Regions from separate parts of the Homo sapiens genome. Here all the other regions are linked to region 1. Evidence: chromatin loops called from intact Hi-C (ENCODE). Cell type or tissue: Panc1. All regions are shown on one strand.

Region 1 (5,000 bases):
CTCCTCCCACACATGGGAACACGCGGGTGGGCTTTCCTCCGCCCACTGTGGTCCACAGCCCGGCTTTCCACTCCTCACCCTCTGCTCTCAGACAGACCTGCTTTTCCCTGGTGTCTGTGAGAGGTGATTCTTCATTGTGCCAAGAATGTGGATTTTTTTGAGAGCAGGGACTCTCACAGATATTTGCACACCCATGTTCAAAGCAGCATGATTCACAAGAGTCAAAAGGTAGAAGCATTCTGAGGGTCTATGGGTGAGTGGATGGACAAGCGAAATGTGGTTATGCATACAGTAGACTGTTACTGAACCTTTAGCAGGAAGGAGATTCTTTTTTTTTCTTTCTTTTTGTGGAGAATGGGGTCTCGCTATATTGCCCAGGCAGGTCTCGAACTCCTGGGTTCAAGCTATCTTCCCACCTCTGCCTCCCTAACAGCTGGGATAATAGGCATGAGCCTATAATATCACCCGGCCAGGAGGGAAATTCTGAGAGGCATGCCAACACGCATGAGCCTTGAGGACATTGTGCTAGATGGAATAAGCCAACCACAAAAGGACAGATACATTGCGATTTCACTTACATGAGGGGCCCAGAATGGGCAAATTCAGAGACAGAAAGAGCAATGGTAACAAAAGGAGGGAGCTGGTGTTCAATGGGTTCAATGCTCAGTGGTGTTCAATGGGTATGGTTTCCTTTTGGGAAGATGAAAAGGTTCTGGAGATGGACGGTGGTAGGGGATATGCGAAAATGTGAGTGCACTTAATGCCAGTTAACCCACACTAAAAGATGGTACAACTGTGCATTTTATGTTAGGTATATTTTCACCACAATTAAAAAATTTGAAAAGAGCTTGGATTTTGGAGCTGATCTGCCTGTTTCAGATCCTGCCATGAAGTTCTACGAGCTTGAGCCAGTTCCTGGGCCTCCTGGTGCCTCAGTCCTGCATGTAACACGGCGAGCGCGTGTGCACACGGCTCTGGGAGTTCTCGTGCAGCACTCAGAGCTCAGCGTGGGCGAGGGCGTCACCCTTCAGGGGGCGTCCATGGGGCCTTGGAGAAGGGAGGCTCCGGGGCGCCACAGCAGTCTACCGGGAGAGGCCAGGCCAAGCGCTTGTTCACCCGCAGCCCTCTTAGGGAACTTTCACATGCTTCTCCCACTAGGCCTAGGCACCCCTCCCCACCCTCCCTGCCCTCCTGGTTCCCTGATCCTCAGTGACCTTGTCCTTCAAGACTGAACTCCAGAGTCCCCACCCGAGGACCCGCAGTGCCCGGCCGCCGCGAGCTCGCGGGGTGTATGCCCGCCCCGAGGCTCCACCGCGCCTGTGTGCCGGGAAGCCTGGCTCCACAGGACCCTCAGGCACTGGGCGCGCCGTCGCTGCAGCTGCCAGGAGCTCCTGAGGAAGTGGCTCGAGGCCCCGGGGCGGGTCAGGCGTAGGGTGGGCCCGCTGCCCTCACACCCGCCCCGGCCGCACACAGGAGGCGCGATCAGCAGAGTCGTTGGACAGGTTTGGACACCGGCTGTCTCTTTCGGGCCTCGGTTTTCGCGTCTGAAATAAAAGCGCGCATCCTGGCCCTGGCGCGGTGCCTCTGCCGCGGTAGAGGTTTCCACCATGAGCCCAGTGCGCCTTCCAGGCTCGAGGGAGAGGGAGTGTGCGTGCGTGTGAACGCGTCACACTCTTGTGTGAACGCGTCATACGCTTGTGAAAGACGGTGCTTGTGCACACGCGTGTGCGTGCGTGTGAACGCGTCAGGGTACCCGAGGATGCACACACGCACGTGTGAGTGTGCGCGAGTGCGTGCTCAGAGGACAGCTCTCAGCAGGCTGGGGACCTCCTTCCTCTCACCCCTGAGGGTTTTGGGGGACCAGCCCCCGTATCCGGGTGCTGCGGGATCCCCTGAGGCGAGCGCGCACCGCTGTGCTCGGGCTCCGGCTTTGTGGGGACCCGGCCTTCCCGGCCCGCACCACGAGGAGTTCCACGCAGTAGCCACGAGGTGGCACCGCAGACTCGCTACCGCGGAGCGCGGCGGCTCCCGGCTCCCAGCAGCCTCGCCTAGGGCTGTGGCCAGGGCGGTCAGTCTCAGGCCCAGGCCGCTGCTGCCAGGAAAAGCAGGAACAATCGCCAGTCACGCCTGCTGATGCCCCTGAAGTGCTTATGCTCCCAGGCATGGGCTGACCGCAACGTGCATTCTCTCCTTTTATGTCCCTACTGTTTGGAACCCTGTTTTTGTTTTTGTTTTTGTTTTTGTTTTGTAAATCTGCCGCTTAAAATACCCAGGGTGGAGCTAAAAGTACAGACACTGCTCAACTTACCCCTGGCTGCGGCCCGATAAGGCCGCTGAGAGTGGAAAATGACTGAGTCCACCTGACTACCGAATAGCACAGCGTGGGGGCCTACCTTGGCCTGCTGAGAACACTGCCCTGAGCCTGCGGTGGGCAGAAGCATCAACACGAAGCCTGTTTTGTAGTCAAGTGTCGGATACCTCATGTAATCATTGACTACTGTACTGAAAGTGAAAAACCGAGTTGCCGTGTGGGACTCAAACGAGGGTTTCTGCTGACTGTGGATGGCTTTTGCATCACTATAAAGTTGAAAACTGTTAAGTGGAACTGCGGTTAAGTCGGGGCTGTGTGCACTAGAGACCTGAGTTCTGCCGCTCCATAGCTGTGTGACTTTGGACACATATTTGAGCCTGAGTGTCTTCTACACAAAATGGATTTCTTAGCATAACATACACATGTGTACGCGCCCGTGAGCATACGCGTGTGTGTTTGCATGAACACATCTGTGTATGCACGAGTGTGTGCACATCTGTATGTGGCTGTGTAAGTCCGTATGTACATTTGTGTGCATGTCTGTGTGTGCATATGTTTGTACGTGTGTGTGCTGTGCATGTGTGTGTTAAGGCCCTGGGGTGGAGCTGAGTTGTTGAGGGGAGATGCTGGGAGGGCAGCCAGCACCAGGTGTTTGTTGGCCAGGAGAGAAGCTGCCATCCAGGTGCACTCTGGGGCTCCTGCTTCAGTGGCACAAGGCTTCGGGATTGAGGAAGCTGGGGGCTGGAGCAGGGCAGTCCTGCACCTCATGGGAGGTGCAGAGTGAGGTCAGGAGGATGGAGAGAGTGCCAGAGAATGGGGGGAATCTGAGGCATCAGGAAAGGAAGACACAGGCCACGGAGAGGGCAGCTGGGCCCTGGGTGAGGCCGGCCCTCAGGAAGGAGGTGCCACAGGTAGGGGAGTGCCCAGATGGAGAGCCCAGGGGTATGGACCCACGGGTGTATGACAGTGGGGGTACTCCTGAAACCGCAGTATTATCCAACAAGCAGGGTTGGGACAACTAGTTATTTCATTTAAAAAAACAGGTCAATGTCAGTCCTCATTCTATGCTTTAAAATAAGCTCCAGATGGACTCATGCTTTACATGTAAAGAAGAAAAGGCAAAAAGAAAATAAAGAAAAGGCTTGTAAGCAGGTAGTTAATTGGGGGCAATCCCAGGATGCAGGAGAGAGGGGATGGAGCCACAGCAGGTCTGGGGAAGGGAGAAAAGCCGGCCCCGAGACCAGGGCCCAAGGACCCATTCAGGCCAGCAGTGCCTTCTGTGCACTTCCGCAAGGTCACACGTTCTTCCAAAGTTGCCATCATGGAGAGGTAGGCTTCCACGTAGTCTTGACTCCACTCGATTTCAATCCTTGGGTGGCTTTTCCTGTGATCACACTCAGCCCTGATACAGCCATTGCTGGGGCCTCCCCTGGCTGGACGTTCCGCTTTTGGTCCACATTCTTTCCTCCTGCCCTGAGGCTGGCCATGGGCCTCCTGAAGGCTAGCTGGGAGGACCTCCCTTCCATGGCTGTGCTCTTGCTCTGCCCACGCTGTCGCCTCCATCTCTACCTCCCTTTCCATCCTCACCACCAGCGCTCGAGTCAGTGGGGAGCTTTTCACTCACCAAGCCCAGGCAGGTGCGTCACGTGAATTTCTCTTGAGCCTCCCACTAGAGGTAGTGGCACTGTTGTCACCCTATCTGCTGAGGATATGCTGGGGCTGGCAGGGGCTACCCAAGACCAAAGGTGTCGCTGTCTCCATCCTGTGCCCACCCAGCCCTGCCCCCTGGGATCCCTTCAAATCTTTTTTTTTTTTTTTTTTTTTGAGATGGAGTCCTGCTCTGTCTCCCAGCCTGGAGTGCAGTGGCGTGATCTCAGCTCACTGCAATCTCCGCCTCCCGGGTTCAAGCGATTCTCCTGCCTCAGCCTCACAAGTAGCTGGGACTACAGGCACCCACCACCACACCCGGCTAATTTTTTTTTTTTTTTTTTGTATTTTAGTAGAGACGGGGTTTCACTATGTTGGCCAGGCTGGTCTTGAACTCCTGACCTCATGATCCCCCTGCCACAGCCTCCCAAAGTGCTGGGATTACAGGCATGAGCCACCACACCTGGCCCCCTTCAAATCTTAACAGAGAAGCCACCAAAGTCTCCTTGGGTCCATCACATGGATGGACCTCCTGGGCCCTTCAGCCCCTGGGCTTCCCTTGAGGTCCTGGAGCTATGTGGGCTCCAGCTCTGGGAAGGTGGACCCCCACGTGTGTGTCCTGCCGTCACTGTCTCTAAGGAGTCTGGCTCACACTAAGTGAGCCATAAGGCCTTGTTCAAGGTCATCTGTCCCACTGATTTCAGACGCATGGTGGAGTCTGAAATCATCTGTCCCCCACAGTGCATTCAGAGCCCTGTCTGGACTAGGGCACACACACATGCATGCTCATATATGCATATGCACATACGCACACACATATGCATATGCACATACGCACACACATATGCATATGCACATACGCACACACATATGCATATGCACATACGCACACACATATGCATATGCACATATGCACACACATATGCATATGCACACACATGCAAGGCTGCAAGGCTCATGCACACACACACATGCACACACATGCACACACATGCACATGCACACACATGCACATGCATGCTCACATGTACAGGCACTCATG
Region 2 (5,000 bases), 210 kb after region 1:
CCCGCGTAGCATCCCTGCCCTCTCTGTGCAGCGGAAAGGGCAAAAGGCAGGGACTGCAAGCGGGCGCGCACCGGGTAGGAAGAGCGGCTCTGCGTAGGTGCGCGGACCCGGGCTCCTGGGTTCCATCCCCGCCGCGCACCTCGGGGTCCGCACCCGGCTCCTGCCGGGCCCTTTTCGGCCGCACCCCGCTCCCGCACCCCGCTCCTCCCCAAGCCCCACCCGGCCCAAGCCGCGCGTCCCGCACTGAGCTCCTACACGCGCCGCGCCCCGGCCGCACCCCGCGCAGCCAGAGCAAGCACTGGAGCCCCGCCCCTTCCCGCACCCCACCCGCCTCCGGCCCCGCCTGGCCCACCCCTGGACCGCCCCCGCCCCGCCCCGCCCCTACCCGCTCCTCCGGCGCAGCCGGCGCTTACCTCGCTTCAGTCCCGCGACCGAAGCAGGGCGCGCAGCAGCGCTGAGTGCCCCGGAACGTGCGTCGCGCCCCCAGTGTCCGTCGCGTCCGCCGCGCCCCGGGCGGGGATGGGGCGGCCAGACTGAGCGCCGCACCCGCCATCCAGACCCGCCGGCCCTAGCCGCAGTCCCTCCAGCCGTGGCCCCAGCGCGCACGGGCGATGGCGAAGGCGACGTCCGGTGCCGCGGGGCTGCGTCTGCTGTTGCTGCTGCTGCTGCCGCTGCTAGGCAAAGGTGAGTTCTGCCGGCCGCCGGCTCCCGCAGGGGCCAGGGCGAAGTTGGCGCCGAGCAGCGGAGCGGGCGCGTTCAGAAGCGCCTTTCTGTTTGCCGTGGGCAGCGGGCTGTGCGGTCGCCGGCCACCCGGCCTCGGCTGGGAGCGCAGTGGCTGCGGCGGGCGGCGGGCGAAGGGCAGGACGCCTCGGGCCGGGCGCCTCGGGCCGGGGCTGGGCGGGTCTCGGGCGGGAGCGGAGCGCGGGCCGGGCCGCGGGGGTCGGTGCTCAGAACCCTAGCCATAGCCGCAGGTCTCAATCTGGCCGCGCCCTGCGCCAAAGCCGCGTCCTGGAGCAAACGGGACAGCCGTTTCGGGGCCGACCTGGCGGACGGGTCAGGGAGCCCCGAAAGCCCGCGATTCGTGCGGAGAGTTCTGTTTCGGCAGGAGACGGCTCCGTCCTGGTTTCCTTTTCCCGCTCAGCGTCCGTGCGTTCCTCCCCCAGCTCTGCCGTCCTGGCCAGCCGAGGGATTCGGAGGCTCTTTTGAAAAGATTGCTTTTCCCTCGTGCGTTTTTGCCGCCCTGTCTTTAAACACCTAAAAACCGTGGTTTCTGGGGTGGCTCCCCCCGAGGGGCCGCCGTGATAGGCGTCCCACCCGGCAGCCCTGGAGTCGTGTGGCGCTGCCTGGCAGAGATGCTGAAGATGCGGCCATAGGAGGCCCAGGGCTTGGGGTGGGGCAGGGGTTTGCGCCGCCAGCCAGCGTTGGTGCTGGGCCTGGTGAAACCTCAGGTGCCTTAGGATCCCAGCATTAGGTGTGGCCTTGCAAAGATGGTCATCGACCCCACCCAAACTCTGGCAGAGTGAGCCGCAAGGCTGTGGAATCTTTGACCCCTTGGCACGCGTTTAAGTGTCCCTCAAACTGGCCCTGACTTGATCCCCTCCAAGCGCTTGTGTATGAACCAAGTTTCCCTCTAAGAGGGAAGGAGCCCTGGCCATCCTCCCTCACTCCTTACAAAGGGCTTTCTCTCCCCACAGCCTTTGGGAACAGAAGAAGCCATGGTCAGTCACCCTGTCTCTGGCCCCAGGCCCTGCACAAACTGAGTTTCCAGGCCTGCCTGAGACTTCATTTGTGTGACCTGCGCCTCAGCTCAGCATATGCTGAGGCCAGAGCGGGTCCCCAGTCCACCTAGCGAGGGACAGGGGAGAAGCCCTTGCCTTTCTATCTTTTCTGAGTGTTAGGACTTTGGGGTCCCAGTGCTGCAGGGGGAAGACACGGGGCAGAAGCAAACAAGGCGCTCTGACGCTGTCTTGGGATTCTGGGCTGTGGCTTTGGCTTTGAGGTTGTGGGCAGGGGGCCAGGTGTGAACTGCTGCTGGTGTGCTGGGCAGAGGACTTCCCCACACCCTTCCACAGCCTTGCGTTCAGTTGGGGTGGCCAGTGAGGCTGTGGGGGCCAGGCTCTGGGGGCCGGCTTGTGGCACTCAGCAGGCATGCAGGTAGCTTTCCGTGCCCAGACCCCTGGCCCACAGACAGCTTCCCGAATCCAGAGATGGTGAGCCCCTAGCCCCTGGGATAACCCGGACACCACAGTTGGAGGCACTGGGAGTGAAGAGGCAGCCCCACTCCCTGGAGTAGACAGCTGGGGCCTTTGAAGAGGCTGCAGAGCTCTTTCCCAGGAGCCACAGCTCCGGAGGTTCGAGCCGCACTCTTGGAGCTGCCAAGGACCGCCCCAGTGAGCCCCTCGGTGCTCCCCAACCACCCCAAGGGGACAGCTCGGCCTCAAGCGCCCTCTTGCGGACGCTGCACTTTAGTGGCTGGGCCTGATGACAGGCACAGACTGGGTCTCTAGAGGATGAGGGTTCTTCCACAGCTCACACATGCACACTCACACTGGATCACCAAGACACACTCCTGCCCCTTCTCACAGCACTTGCTGCCAAGGCTGTGGACATGCACAGCGTGGTTCCTTCACACCCTGCCTCACCCACGTCCACACAGGGACCCCAGCCCCTCTCATCACTCATACACACAGGGACGCCACGTGTGTATATAGGGACACACACTCCTCATACCTGCAGGGCATAGCCTGTCAGCCCCAGGTATGCTGGAACCAGAGTGAGAGAACCTCCATCTAAAAGTTACATTCATTTAAAAGTTGCTCTTAAAGGTTTCTGGCATTTCATTGCTCAACACAGATACAGCTGTCCCCGTTGCTTGGATGAGGAAACTGAGTCTCAGCTTCTGGGGTTCCCCCCAGGTCCCAGGCTGACCCTGCACCTCAACCTCCCACAGCTCCTCAGCAAGCCTCTTGTCTCTTGTCTTCCTGGCCTGACTTCTTGGGTCCTGTTTTGCAGCAAGGAAGGACATTCCCTCTCTGCCCCTGGGCCCCGGGGCCTTCTGTTCCCAGCATGGAAGAGCTGGGCACTGTGACTTGGCAGGGCCCGGATCCAAGCTGCCAGACCACCCTCTGCAGAGGGCCTAGGCAGCCCACCCCTGCCTGAAGCACCAGGTATCAGCGCGGGCAGCTCAGGCCAGGGGTACAGCTCCCCCTGCTTCATCCTTTTCCTTCTCCCCTTTCTCTGGCCAGAGGCTTCACCAGGTTCACCTGGGCCTGGCTTGCTTCCTCCTCCACTCCAGCTCACTAACCCTGTCTGGCCTCCAGAAGCTGCCTGCAGCCCTCACTGGTGGGCTGTGCCTGCTGGGGGCCTGCAAGCAGAGAGCAAATGGGGAAGTGCATTGAGCTGATTCACTAAATTGCCTTTCTTCTGCAGAATCACTTTAGGGACAGGCTGAGGAAATCACTGTTTCCTTGGTGGTGTGAAGAAAATGGGATGCGATCACCTAGCGGGGAGCTAATAGCCTTTTAGCCAGTGGAGGAGAAAACCAATTAAAAATTATGATATCTGTTAAAATGGAACCTGGGGTGCCAAGGGGAAGGGAAGGCCCGGAAGCTGCCATCTCCCCTGAGACCTTCCCCCTCTGCAGCCTGGCCGAAGACCCTCTAGGTCCCCTCGTCTTAACTGGATAAGGCTAATACCAGCAGTAGCACCCCATGGGGGCTCACAGTGCACTGCCCCTGTGCTGTGCCTACTCACTTCATCTTTTCCAACAAGTCTGCAAGGGTCATGGTCTTGGCCCATTTCACAGGTGAGGAAACAGGTTCTCATAGCCTATGGACTCGAACCGGTAGAGAGGATGCGGGAGCTCCCCAGCCCTGGCCCTCTGGCTTGCTCCAGCCCGTTCTCTGGGCCAGTGGTGTGGGTCCAGGGTGGGGCTAAGGAGGGCTTCCAGGGAGGTTGCCCTGAGCCTGCCCACCCACTGGTGAGTCCCCCCACCTCGGGCTCCAGGTGCCCTCAGGACATCCCAGCCCAGATCCCAGAGTAATGTGTGGCACCATGCACAGACGCTGAGATACTCTCTGGGTCTCGTCAGCTTTAGTTGATGTCTGGGAGTCCTATGGGTCTGGGGAGGAGCACCAGGCATGGCTGTGCCAGCAGAAGGGCCGACTGTGTGTGCTCTGTGGATGGCAGGAAGGCATCTTGCTGCCAGTGGCGGTGCAGATGTTCGGCTGGGACACCAGGCTGTGGCCCTTGCAGCCAACATATGCCTGAGGCCCTGGCATCGGATGGAAGCTACTGCTCTGAAGACAAGGGTGCAGGGATGGGGTTTGGGCATCAGGGATGGGGGTACAGCTGTGTTTCCTCATGCAGGACAGGGCCTTCCTCCTCATTTTTCCCATCCTCCAGGACAGCCTGGGAGAAGAAAGCCAGGGAATAGGGGCAAAGCAGGGTGCAGCCCCCCATGCTCCCTGCTGCCCTCCTCCCCTCCTGCAGAGGCACTTCCTTTCCACTTCAGGAGCCCCTCCCCCAGAAGTGGGCCCCCCCCATCCCCCCTTCCTTCTTTGGAGGCTGCTTCCTGGTGCCAGGTTATGCTCCCTCCCCGTTCTCTGCTGTGCCCTCTATCTCCCCACTCCTCTGCAATTATTTTTCAGCAGAGTGACTTAATAGTAACAATAACAGTAACAATAATAGTAACAACAGCAGGCTGGGAGCACTCCTGAGGGAGCCTCGGCTCCTGCCCTGCTGCTCTAGGGCTGGGGACTCTCCAGAGCTGTCTCATGGCAGGGAGAGACCGTAGTCAAGGAGACCCTGTGTAGGGACTTCCGCATGCGTGTGTGGCAAGGGGCGGGGACTGGGCAGTGACCACCAGGCAGGGAGCACACCTCAGTCATGGTCACAGAGAAGGTGATGATGGCACCAGGGCTGTCTCTCCGTGCCCGTCTGCACCTGGGCCTGCCAGAGCCGTCTTCTGTGCCCCATGGGGTAGGGGAGCACCCCATGGC
Region 3 (5,000 bases), 220 kb after region 1:
CTCCTCTGGCTCATAGGCAGGGCATCTGGAGGAAGCCGTCCCTGCCAAGAGCAGGTTGAGTGTATGGGCACTGTCTGTCAGCCTCATACTCTTGTTATCATCAGACAAGAACCCTGAGAGTTAAGGGAGGCAAAGGCCAGCAAGGTCAGGACTTGGGGCAGAGATCGGGGCTGGGACAGGAGCTTGTTCAGGACAGTGGGCAGGACTCCCACAGGTGGAGAGGACAGGGATGGCCATGCACCTGGGAGCCCTGGGCCAGGCTGAGCGAGCGAGCACCAGGGCCCGGAGTGAGGGGCTGATGGCAGGGGCATGCAGGCAGCTGCACATACCAGGCTCTGTGTATGAAAGGGAAACTGGACATGTGTGAGTAGGCCCAGGCCTGGCAAATGGCTCAGAGAGACACCTGTGAACAGCTGTGTTTGGTGGCTGCCCTGGGCAGGGGTGAGGCTGAGAGCCCACTGAACCTCCTGAGTCAGAGGTGATGAGAGCCACCCCCAGGTGCAGGGAAGACACAGGGAATTTAGGAAGAGAGCAGGACGCCAGGCAGGGTGCACTTAATCGTCACTTGGAAACCAGTGTCCAGTAGTGGCTGCCCGGGAGCCTCTTGGGTTGGCACTGGGCTCGTGTGAGGAGGAGGCGTGGCAAAGGGAAGGGCTCTGTGACAGAAGGCAGTTGAGACTGGGCCGCTTCTGGGCGCTGCCTCCTCTGCTGAGGCCTCAGATGGGTCCCTGCCTTGCTCAGGGCTGTGTGCTCCATGCTAAGCCTTGTCCTCCTGGGGGCTCAGGCACAACCAGGTGACTCTCAAGCCAGGGCCACATGCGTGCACCATGGGCCCCTCCCACATCCAAAAGCAAAATTATATTCTGCAACTGTGTTGGTATAAGACAAACACAATCCAGGCCACTTTATTATTATTTATTTCTTATTATATTTATTTCATCCTTTTGATTTTAAAATGAATTAAAACAAAAACCTTTTTTGCGCACCCAGGCGCATGCAGCAGTGGTGCCGGTCAGGAGCAGAGGTTCCTCCTCTGCAGGCTCCTGGCCCCCTGGGACCCTGGCACCGAGGGCTGGCCCTAGCGGCCCAGCCCTTGTGAGCCCTCACACCTGCCTAGAGATGGCGCGCTCCCTAGCCAGTCAGGGCGCTCTCGTGCCTGGATGCTGTGGTCTCATGAGTGGACAGCAGCTGAAGTGGGAACTGCAGCAGATACTGGCCGTGCCCAGGTGTGTACCTGCCCCAGGCAGGTGACCAGGGCAGCAGGGTGATGCCAGATGGGGCCAAAAATTTCATGCTTCTGTTTGACCTTGGTTCTAGCTGAAGATTTAGCTGTGTACACATCTTTAAAACTGGGATCCCCCTATAAAAACCAGATGCACAGGCAGCCGAAGAAAGAATGGATGAATTGGGCTACATCAAAATGTAAAACTTCTGTGAACCAAGGCCACAATCAGAAGAGTGAAAACACAGCCCATGGAATGGGAGAAAAACTTGTAATTCATAGATCTGATCAGTGTTAATCCAGAATCTGTAGAGAACTCCTCACACTCAACAACAGCAACAAAAAAACCTGATTCCAAAATGAGCACAGGGGGCCAGGTGCGGTGGCTCACTCCTGTAATCCTAGCACTTGGGGAGGCTCACGCAGGCAGATCACTTGAGGTCAGGAGTTCGAAAGCAGCCTAGCCAACATGGTGAAACCTTGTCTCTACTAAAAATACAAAAAAATTAGCCAGGCGTGGTGGCAGGTGGCTGTAATCCCAGCTACTTGGGAGGCTGAGGCAGGAGAATCGCTTGAACTCAGGAGACAGAGGTTGCAGTTAGCCGAGATCGTGCCACTGCACTCCAGCCTGGGTGACAGAGTGAGACTCCATACAAAAAAAAAAAAAAACCCAACAACAACAACAAAAAAAATGAGCACAGGGCCTGGATGGACATTTCTCCGAATAAGATTTACAGATGGCCCCAAGAAGCACATGAAAAGATTCTCAGCATTGCCACTCATTAGAGAAATACAAATCAAAATCACCATGTGATACCATCTCACACCCATTTGGATGTCTACTATCAAAAAAAAAAAAAAAAAAAAAGAACCAGTGTTGGTAAGGATGTGAAGAAACTGAACCCTTGCGCACTGCTGGAAGGTAAATAGTGTAGCTGCTGTGGAGAACAGCAGGAAGGCTCCTCAAAGGTTAAACCTAGAGCTGACTTCGGCTCCAGCACCTCCACTCTGGATACATACAGGAAAGGAAGCAGGAAGCAGTCAGGATATATTTGTATGTCCCCATTTTCAGCAGCATTATTCATAGTAACCACAAAGAGGAAGTTACCCAAGTGTCCATTGACCAATGAATGGATAAGCAAAATATAATACAGACATACAATGGAATATTACTTGGCTTTAAAAAGGAAAAAAAATTTGCCACATCCTATGCCATGGTTGAACCTCGAGGGCATTATGTCACAGAAGGACAAGCACTGTATGATTCCACTTACATGAGGTCCCTGCAGTCGTCAAATTCGTGGAGACAGTAGAATGGAGGATTCCAGGAACTGGGAGAGGAGAGGAGGGGGAGTAATTGTCTCATGGGTACAGAATTTCAGTTTTACAGGATAAAAAGAGTGCTGTGGAAGGATGGTTTGCATGGCAGTGTGAATGCACTTAATGCCACTGAATTGTACACTTAAAAATTTTAAGATGATAAAGTTCATGTGTATTTTACCACAATTTAAAATAACTTTTTAAAACTAGAATCTCTCTTTATATACACCTCCAAATTTGTTATTTACAGTAGAGCCTCCCTTGATCCGTGTTTTTTCCCTAAATGCAAAGTTAGATTATAGTCCCAGGCAAAAGCAGCCTCCAGCTGGGACAGAGCCGAGGACCCAGGTTTGTGCAGCATGCTGCAGGTGGTCCTACCCGAGTGAGTCTGGCTGGCAGCTCCGGTGCCCAGGGCTCCTCAGGCACTGATAGATCATTTCCTGAGCTGAAAAGGAGTGGTTTTGTCCTCAGCCTCAGGCTTGTTTGCTCAGCACAGTGGCTGGCCCCACAAGGTTGCTGGTGCACTAGTGGGCACTGCACGTGTGCACAGGGCGCATCCACACAGCTCTATCCTGCCACTGACAGCCTGCCCGTGGCTCCAGTGCCCGTGAGACCATGTCACAGTATCTCCCCGTCCTCTTACTCCCTTCCCCTTCCCAAATTCTGACCATTTCCCAAATGTGCCCAGCCCTTTCACACTCCTGTTTATGAAACCATTGTACTGGCTCGTTGATTCATTGATTCATTCATTGGTTCATAAATTTATTCATTCAGCTCACAGAAAGTGAGTTGGCAGATGTGGCAGGAAGGTAGGCACCCTGTAAGAGTGAGGAGGAAGTGAGTTGGAGGGCAGAGGGGGCCCTGGGAGCCCTGATGAGGAGCTATGTTTTATTCTGCAAGCAGCGGACAGTTAACACAGGGCTCCACAGAGGGTGCCATGATTCAGTGGACCCTGGCTCCTCTGTGCGAGATTGCCTGTCCTGCCCAGCATGTGGTCCAGGGTTGGACAGGGGTGGCAGAGGGGACTTGGGAGGTGGGGTGAGGGGTGAAAGAGAAAGGGATCTGGGGACTGAGGTGTGTGACCTGAGCAGTGAGGTGGGGCCATACCGTGATGAGATGGGGAAGAGTTGGGGACAATTTGGGGTGAGGAGGGGCCAAACTGAGGCAAAGGAGTAGAGAGAGCAAGGCATGGAGATGCCCAGGCTGCTGATCAGCATGCTGCACACCAGCATAGAGACAGGATTAACAGCCCAGGGCCTGGATATGGCTGGTGAGTGAGCCACTGCCACCATCTGGAGGACAGGGTGCAGAGGAGGAAACCAGCCGAGGGGGTGAGCAGCCTCGGTAGCATCCCAGCGACGCTGGACAGCACCAAAGACAGAGGAGGTCCTGGGAGCAGCTGGGAGAAAGTGGGTTACCCAGGAGGGGCCGGCCTGAGCATGGGCCCTCAGCAGCAGCAGTGAGGCTGAAAGACGGGAGCCAGACCTTATGTAGAGTGGAGGAAAATAGCTGTCCACATGGAATTCTCCACCCAGCAAAAATGGGCCTTCCATGAATGACGTCAAAAAATGAGGCAAGAAGAAGGCCAGGCGCAGGCTCCTGCTGGTGGGGGTGGGACACAGTGGCAGGTGGGGAGGCGGGAGGAGCAGCAGTGTGGCCAAGCATCCAGTTCAGCAGGGCCACGGGCTCCAGGGTGTTTGTTCAGCATAAATGTTCTGTGAAATGTATTCGTTGTACATGTCAAATATTTGACTATAGTAAGAGAAAACGTGAGTGGGAAGTGGGAGGGAAGCGGTGGGGGGGTGGGGGTGGGGTAACAGGTCACATCCTGAGAGGATAACAGTGCTCAGCATGGGGCTGGAGGGACCCCCATAGGGACAGCTGGCCTGGGGAGGCGGGGACCGCCTCTTTCCACCCCCAGCCCCCAGGGAGGAGCCCTGGGGCCTGTTTCCCATTCCCAGGAAGATGATTGCATTAGGAAATCGTCTCTTAAGGAGATTCTGCTGGGCCATAATAAAGCTGTCATCTGCATCGTCTGCCACCCATCAAGGGCAGGCGTGGGGCTGGTGTCGCATGAGGGGTTCTGCAGGAAGGGCCTGCTCTACACACATGCCCTACGCTGCTTCTAATTCATGCAGTTTTTGGATCATATCGTTGTTATTGTTTTCTTTTTTGGAAGTCCCAAATTTCGGCCCTTGTGCTGCCATCCTAGGGAAGTTTTTCATGGTCTGGAGCTCCATTTGTGTTTCTGTGGCAGGGTCACCATGCCATGGCAAGGGTGACCTCACAGTGCCCCATCAGAGCTGCCGGGTGGTCGGCAGTGGGGGAGTGAGAGACCAAGGGCCACAGCCAGGAGCCAGTGGAGAGCTGGTGAGCCCCTGCCTCCACAGACAGGGCCAGGCCACGCTTAGTATGTGTGCACCGAGGGTGCAGGAAAATGTGTGTGCTTGTGTGTGAA
Region 4 (5,000 bases), 120 kb after region 1:
AGCTGCCTGGAGGAAACCCCAGGCCCCACTGAGCCATGGGGAGCAAGGCCCTGACCAGCACTTGCTGCAGATGGCCCCTGCCTGGAGCCTTCCCACCTGCTCCTCTGCAGATGCCTCCCCTCTCCCTCACCAGGAAAGTCAGGGTATCCCGACTCTGTCCCGTGCCAATTATGTGCTGTCATCCAGCCCCTGCATGGCCAGTGCCACCATGGGCCGGTGACCGCGACACCCTCCACCCACGAGCCAACCACACACTCTAAGCCTGCTTGAGGCCTGTGGCACCTGGTACCCTGGGGGCCAGAACTGTTCCAAGACCCAACCCTGATCTCCTCCCTGTTTAAACTGGCTTATTCCTGCTACTTGGGTCTAAAACCCTTTGAGAGCTGGGCATGGTGGCACATGCCTGTAATCCCAGCACTTTGGAAGACCGAAGTGGGCGGATCGCTTGAGCCCAGGAATTGGAGACTACTCTGGAGAACATGGCAAGATGTCATCTCTATCAAAAAAAAAAAAAAACTAAAAAATGAGCCAGGTATGGTGGCTCATGCCTGTAATCCCAGCTATTCAGGAGGCTGAGGTGGGAGGGTCACTCGAGCTCAGGAGTTTGAGGCCAGCCTAGGCAACAAAGTGAGACCTCATCTCCATAAAAACTAAAAAATTTAGACAGGCATAGTGGCGTGCACTGGTAGTCCTAGCTATTTGGGAGACTGGGGCAGGAAGATTGCATGAGCCCAGGAGGTCAAGGCTGCAGTGAGCCAAGGTCGTGCCACTTGACTCCAGCCTGGGCAACAGAGCAAGACCTTGTCTCTAAATAAATAAATAAATAAAACCCTTCGAGACCCCCACACCATCATTCCCTCATCCCCCACCTAACCCAAGGATGCCCTATTGCCCATCTTCAGAATGCAGGCAACCCTCACCTGCATTCCTTCCTCAACTGCATGCACCCCCACCTGACCCTTCCTCACCTGGACACATTCTCACCCAGCTCTCTCCCTGGCACCATCCCCTCAGCTGTCATCCTCCACAGCTCTCTGGAGACAACTTCCCCCGTGTCTCCTAGCCCTGCCCTGCCCCTTCCCGCAGCAGCAGAAGTTTCTGGAGTGTGCACTGGGTCCCGCTGCTTGCCAGCTTGGTCTTGCTGCCATCCACCATGGCAGCCAGGCCAAACCCACCCTCCTCCCTCCTCTAAACACCCCTGGCCGGCACCTGCTTACCCTACAGTCTCATCTCCTCTCTCACCTGTCACATGCTCCCCACATGCAGCTCTTGCCGCCTCACCAGGTTCCTTACATTCACCCTATCTCCGGGCCTCTGCACGCACTGTGCCTTCTGTTTAGAAGCATTTATCCTGCATTCCTTTTGGTCACCTTCCTTCCTCCATGCAGACCTTGTCCCTGGGGCCCTCCCTCTGGCCCAGCTGCAGCAACTCCTGCCTAGAGTTCCTCTCTGTAACGCACTTACCCTGAGTCAATTCTCGTGCTTGTGTACGTGCCCCTTGCCCCACACCAGCTGCTCCATTCGGTCTCATCCACCGTTACACATGCCACACCCACAGCAGGGCCTCTGAGGCACCCAGTGCCACAGCCACACCAGCTGGATGGCTCTCTGTGCCTCAGCCTGCTCATCTGTAAGATGGGGGATCATTGTGCCCACTCCCAGGGCTCAGTGAGGGATGCACCCAGGTCTTTAGGACATGCTGGGTGTGATGGTTCTTCACTCCCTTCGTGGAGAGCTGTGTAACCTGCTTGGGATGATGCCATCAGGAAGGGCAGATGGCACAGGGTCATAAGGCCACGGACACCCAGCTCTGCTTGGAGCAAAATCTCTCCAGGGCACTGAGACAGAGGCCCCCCAAATAGCCCGCCTGCCATCTTCCCTCACGCATGGTCCCTGTGCTCTGCCTGGCCCACGCCTTTTTTGGCTGGGGCTCAGGCTCTCTGTGGAGTGGGGGCTGGGGGAGCAACAGAAGAGGCCTTGTTGAGGGTCCCAAGGGTCCCCACTTACATGCCACACGGACCCCAGTGCAGACCCATCTCCCAAGAGCCAGGTCCCTGATTGGATTTAGCTCTGGCCTCCCAGCACCTCACGCCCATATCCCCTGGCCTGTCTCTTTAGAGGATAATCAGAGGAAGTAATTCTATTTGAGAAACAATCACTCCTGTGGTATGATGGTGCACTCGATGTTAATGGACCCAGCATCCTTGCATACTAAGGACGCATTTCAGCCAAGCACAGGGTGTTTTTCGAGAAAGGTCTTGTTCCCCATCAAGGCTCTGCCCTCACTGAGCTATTAGCAGCCAGGCTGAGGACATGAGCTTGAGGGGAGGTGCAGACTCAGAGGTGCTCTGTGCACTGGGCTCCTTTGGGCACTGGCAGACAGGGCAGAAGTTCTGCCTGGGGAACTCGGGCTCTGGCAGGTGTTCTGTACACCCACCTGGCATAACATCAGCCTGCCCTGGTGCCATTTCCATTATCAGTCCATCTTACAGGTGAAGACACTGAGAATAAGAGAAAAAAGGAGGATGTCCGTATCCACACAGCTGGTGAGGGGGAGCTGGAAACCCTCCAGAACATTGCTCCCGTGCTCCCCCACTTCTGCTCACCCTCTGCTGACTCAGTTTCCCACTTTCTGCCTGCTCGTGGTGCTGCACCCGCTGCCAACATAACTGTAAATGCAAAAATGATGATGCCACACCTTCCCACAAAATTCTTCACCATGTTTCCAAGGCCTACAGAAGACGCTGGAGCTCTGGGATGCCAGTGCATGGGCACGCGCCACCAAGACAAGCCCCCTCTACCTTGGACCCATCTCCTGGCCAATCATACCTGGCAGGCGGCCCTGGCCCAGCCATACTGCACCCCCTGCAGGGTCCTGTTCTGGCCTGGGGACTTCACACTTAGCCTTGGCAAGTGCCACCCCCATGAGGGAAAGGCTCCCCCCACCCCTCGTGTCCTATCTAGGTGACAGCCACTCGCCCATTCAGGAGGATTCTGCCTGAGCACCTCTTCCCCGTCAATGTCACTCCCCGAGCCTGGGCCTGCCACAGAACCTGCCACGTCCACGCAAGGTCCTGCTCCTGGGTCTGCTCCTCATCTGAGCGGAGGGGAGAGGCTTCTCCAACGCTGGAGAGAGTGCAGCCTCCGGCAGCCTGTGGGGCCACAGGGCCTGGCCTGCCCAGCTTTCTCCTTCATTCATTCAGCACATACCCATTGAGGTCCCACTGCCTGTCAGGCCCTGCTGTGGGCTGCCATAACAAGATAGGTTACACCGGCTTGAGCAAACAGTCATTTCTAACAGTTCTGGAGGCCGGCCTCTGGACTGGGTTCCAGCAGGGTCAGTGGTGGTGAGGCCTCTCTTCCTGGTTTGCGGCCGGCTGTCCTCTCATGACATCTTCCCATGGTGGAGTGAGATCATGCCCCTTGCATCCCTCCTTATAGGTGCACTAATCCCATTCATGGAGTCTCCACGCCCATGACCTAATTCCCTCCCACAGCCCTCACACCCACTGCCATCACGCTGGGGTTTGGGCTTTCACATATGAATGGGGGTCACAGATAATCAGCCTAGAGTGGGCACTGGGACACAGCAGTGACAAAAAGACAAAACCTATGTCCCCGAGGGCCCACATACCCACTGAGGACAGAACTTGCCGAGGTGATGCTGAGCCATGTGGACACCTGGGGGAGATCATGCCAGGCATGGGGGACGCCAGTATCGAGGCCCTGGCTAGGGGTCCCTGGTGGATCAGTGAGGTGCCCAAGAGAGCAGCACATGGCTGGAGCAGTGGCACAGTGGGTTCTGACTTACATCTCAGGAGAATCCTGTTGTCTCGGGCAGAGAACAGGAGGACAGGCTGCAGTGCTGGTGGACAGGAAAGTGCAGAATGGGCCACTGCAGAGATGCAGCAGGTGGGCAGGAGGTGAGGGGTCAGATTCTGGGACCACGGGAACTGCTGGTGCGTGGGGTGAAGGAAATGAGAGAAGCCAGCACCCAGGGAGACGCCAGGACCTGTGGCCTGAGAAACTGGGAGTGCAGGGCTATCATCAGCTGGAGTGGGGCGAGGGCAGGCCTATGGGGAAGGAAATGGGGACAAGTGCCTTTTGAATACCTACTGGATGTCCAGGTGGACTTGTTTGTAACTGGACATTGTGAGCCTGACCTGAGGTTCCTGCCCTGAGCCCCCATCCCCGGCCCCCTTGCAGGGTCAGTGAGGCACGAGCACAGGGGTCAGTCCTAGGGACCCAGGCCTGGCCCTCAGGGGTAACTGGTGCCCATGTTGCCCTCAAGGGCTGTCCCCTGGTCTTGGAGAACATTCCCTGAGAGCTGTCCCCTGGCCAAGGGGAAGTGAGGGACACACTAGTGCCTCTCATGATACCTTGGCTGGAGCAGGGGCTTGGAGGGGCAGCCTGGGGCCCTCAGGTTCCTGCTCCCCACCCCATGCATCTCAGCCCTTCACTCCCAGGGAAGCTGCTGCATGCCTTCCCTAGAATCTGTCCCACAGGGGGTGAACTCCCTGCCTGTCACCACTGTTGAAGGATGACTTTTCTTCTCTCCACAAGCCAGGGAATTAATTCATGCCATCTATTTTACTGAGTCGGATCAAAGGTTGTCAAATTCCTTCACCCACTTAATGATCTGTAATATACCCTTCCATTTCCTGACCAGGCTATTAGATAAAATAGAATTCATAATGGCCTCCTGGCAGCATCTGTGCACCTGTGTACATGTGCAGGGTCAGTCAAGAGACCCTAGGATCTGCTCAGCCAGGATGTATCTTTTTTTCCAAGAGATTCTGCAAATCTCAATCCATATGGGGCTTTTAGTGCCAAACATACTCTATGGTCTGTGTGAGGCTGAAAATATATGACTCACGAGTCACCACTGCCCTTGCCCTGTCCGTGGTAGACATTATTAATCAATTACAGGCACTCTTCACCACTGAGCTCAGATGTAGCTCCTTCCACAGCCATCACACATGATACATGTCCTGGCCGGG

The links. Hi-C counts contacts between places; a loop is a spot of excess contacts. Peaks named below come from ENCODE experiments on the same cell type or tissue, not always from the same donor. Only the 100,000 strongest peaks of a DNase experiment are listed, where the experiment ranks them.
Region 2: a loop joins it to region 1, with 14 times the contacts of the local background. A loop is called at or near these places in 17 of 110 quality-filtered maps.
Region 3: a loop joins it to region 1, with 4 times the contacts of the local background. A loop is called at or near these places in 100 of 110 quality-filtered maps.
Region 4: a loop joins it to region 1, with 2.2 times the contacts of the local background. A loop is called at or near these places in 5 of 110 quality-filtered maps.

Annotation. Positions count from the first base shown.
Region 1 is chr10:42,864,856-42,869,855 of GRCh38, forward strand. No RefSeq gene overlaps it. Among named protein-coding and RNA genes, the nearest start is that of LINC02623, 4.2 kb to the right of the region's middle. RefSeq lists enhancers at 978-1,611, 1,612-2,245 and a silencer at 2,024-2,093. In Panc1, CTCF peaks have their summits at 160 and 1,994 (motif pointing right); a DNase peak (open chromatin) is centred at 2,044; H3K4me3 peaks cover 558 bases; H3K27ac peaks cover 272 bases.
Region 2 is chr10:43,076,648-43,081,647 of GRCh38, forward strand. It overlaps RET (ret proto-oncogene), which reads left to right and starts at 422. Exons shown (of 20, transcript NM_020975.6): 1 at 422-684. The coding sequence starts at 612. RefSeq lists enhancers at 1-468, 777-1,767 and promoters at 1-644, 346-644. In Panc1, a CTCF peak has its summit at 2,445 (motif pointing left); a DNase peak (open chromatin) is centred at 1,667; H3K4me3 peaks cover 1,953 bases; H3K27ac peaks cover 877 bases.
Region 3 is chr10:43,089,754-43,094,753 of GRCh38, forward strand. All of the region lies in intron 1 of RET (ret proto-oncogene), which reads left to right. Among named protein-coding and RNA genes, the nearest start is that of RET, 15 kb to the left of the region's middle. In Panc1, no CTCF peak of the experiment used is centred here; no DNase peak of the experiment used is centred here.
Region 4 is chr10:42,981,908-42,986,907 of GRCh38, forward strand. No RefSeq gene overlaps it. Among named protein-coding and RNA genes, the nearest start is that of LINC01264, 2.9 kb to the left of the region's middle. RefSeq lists an enhancer at 1-330. In Panc1, no CTCF peak of the experiment used is centred here; no DNase peak of the experiment used is centred here.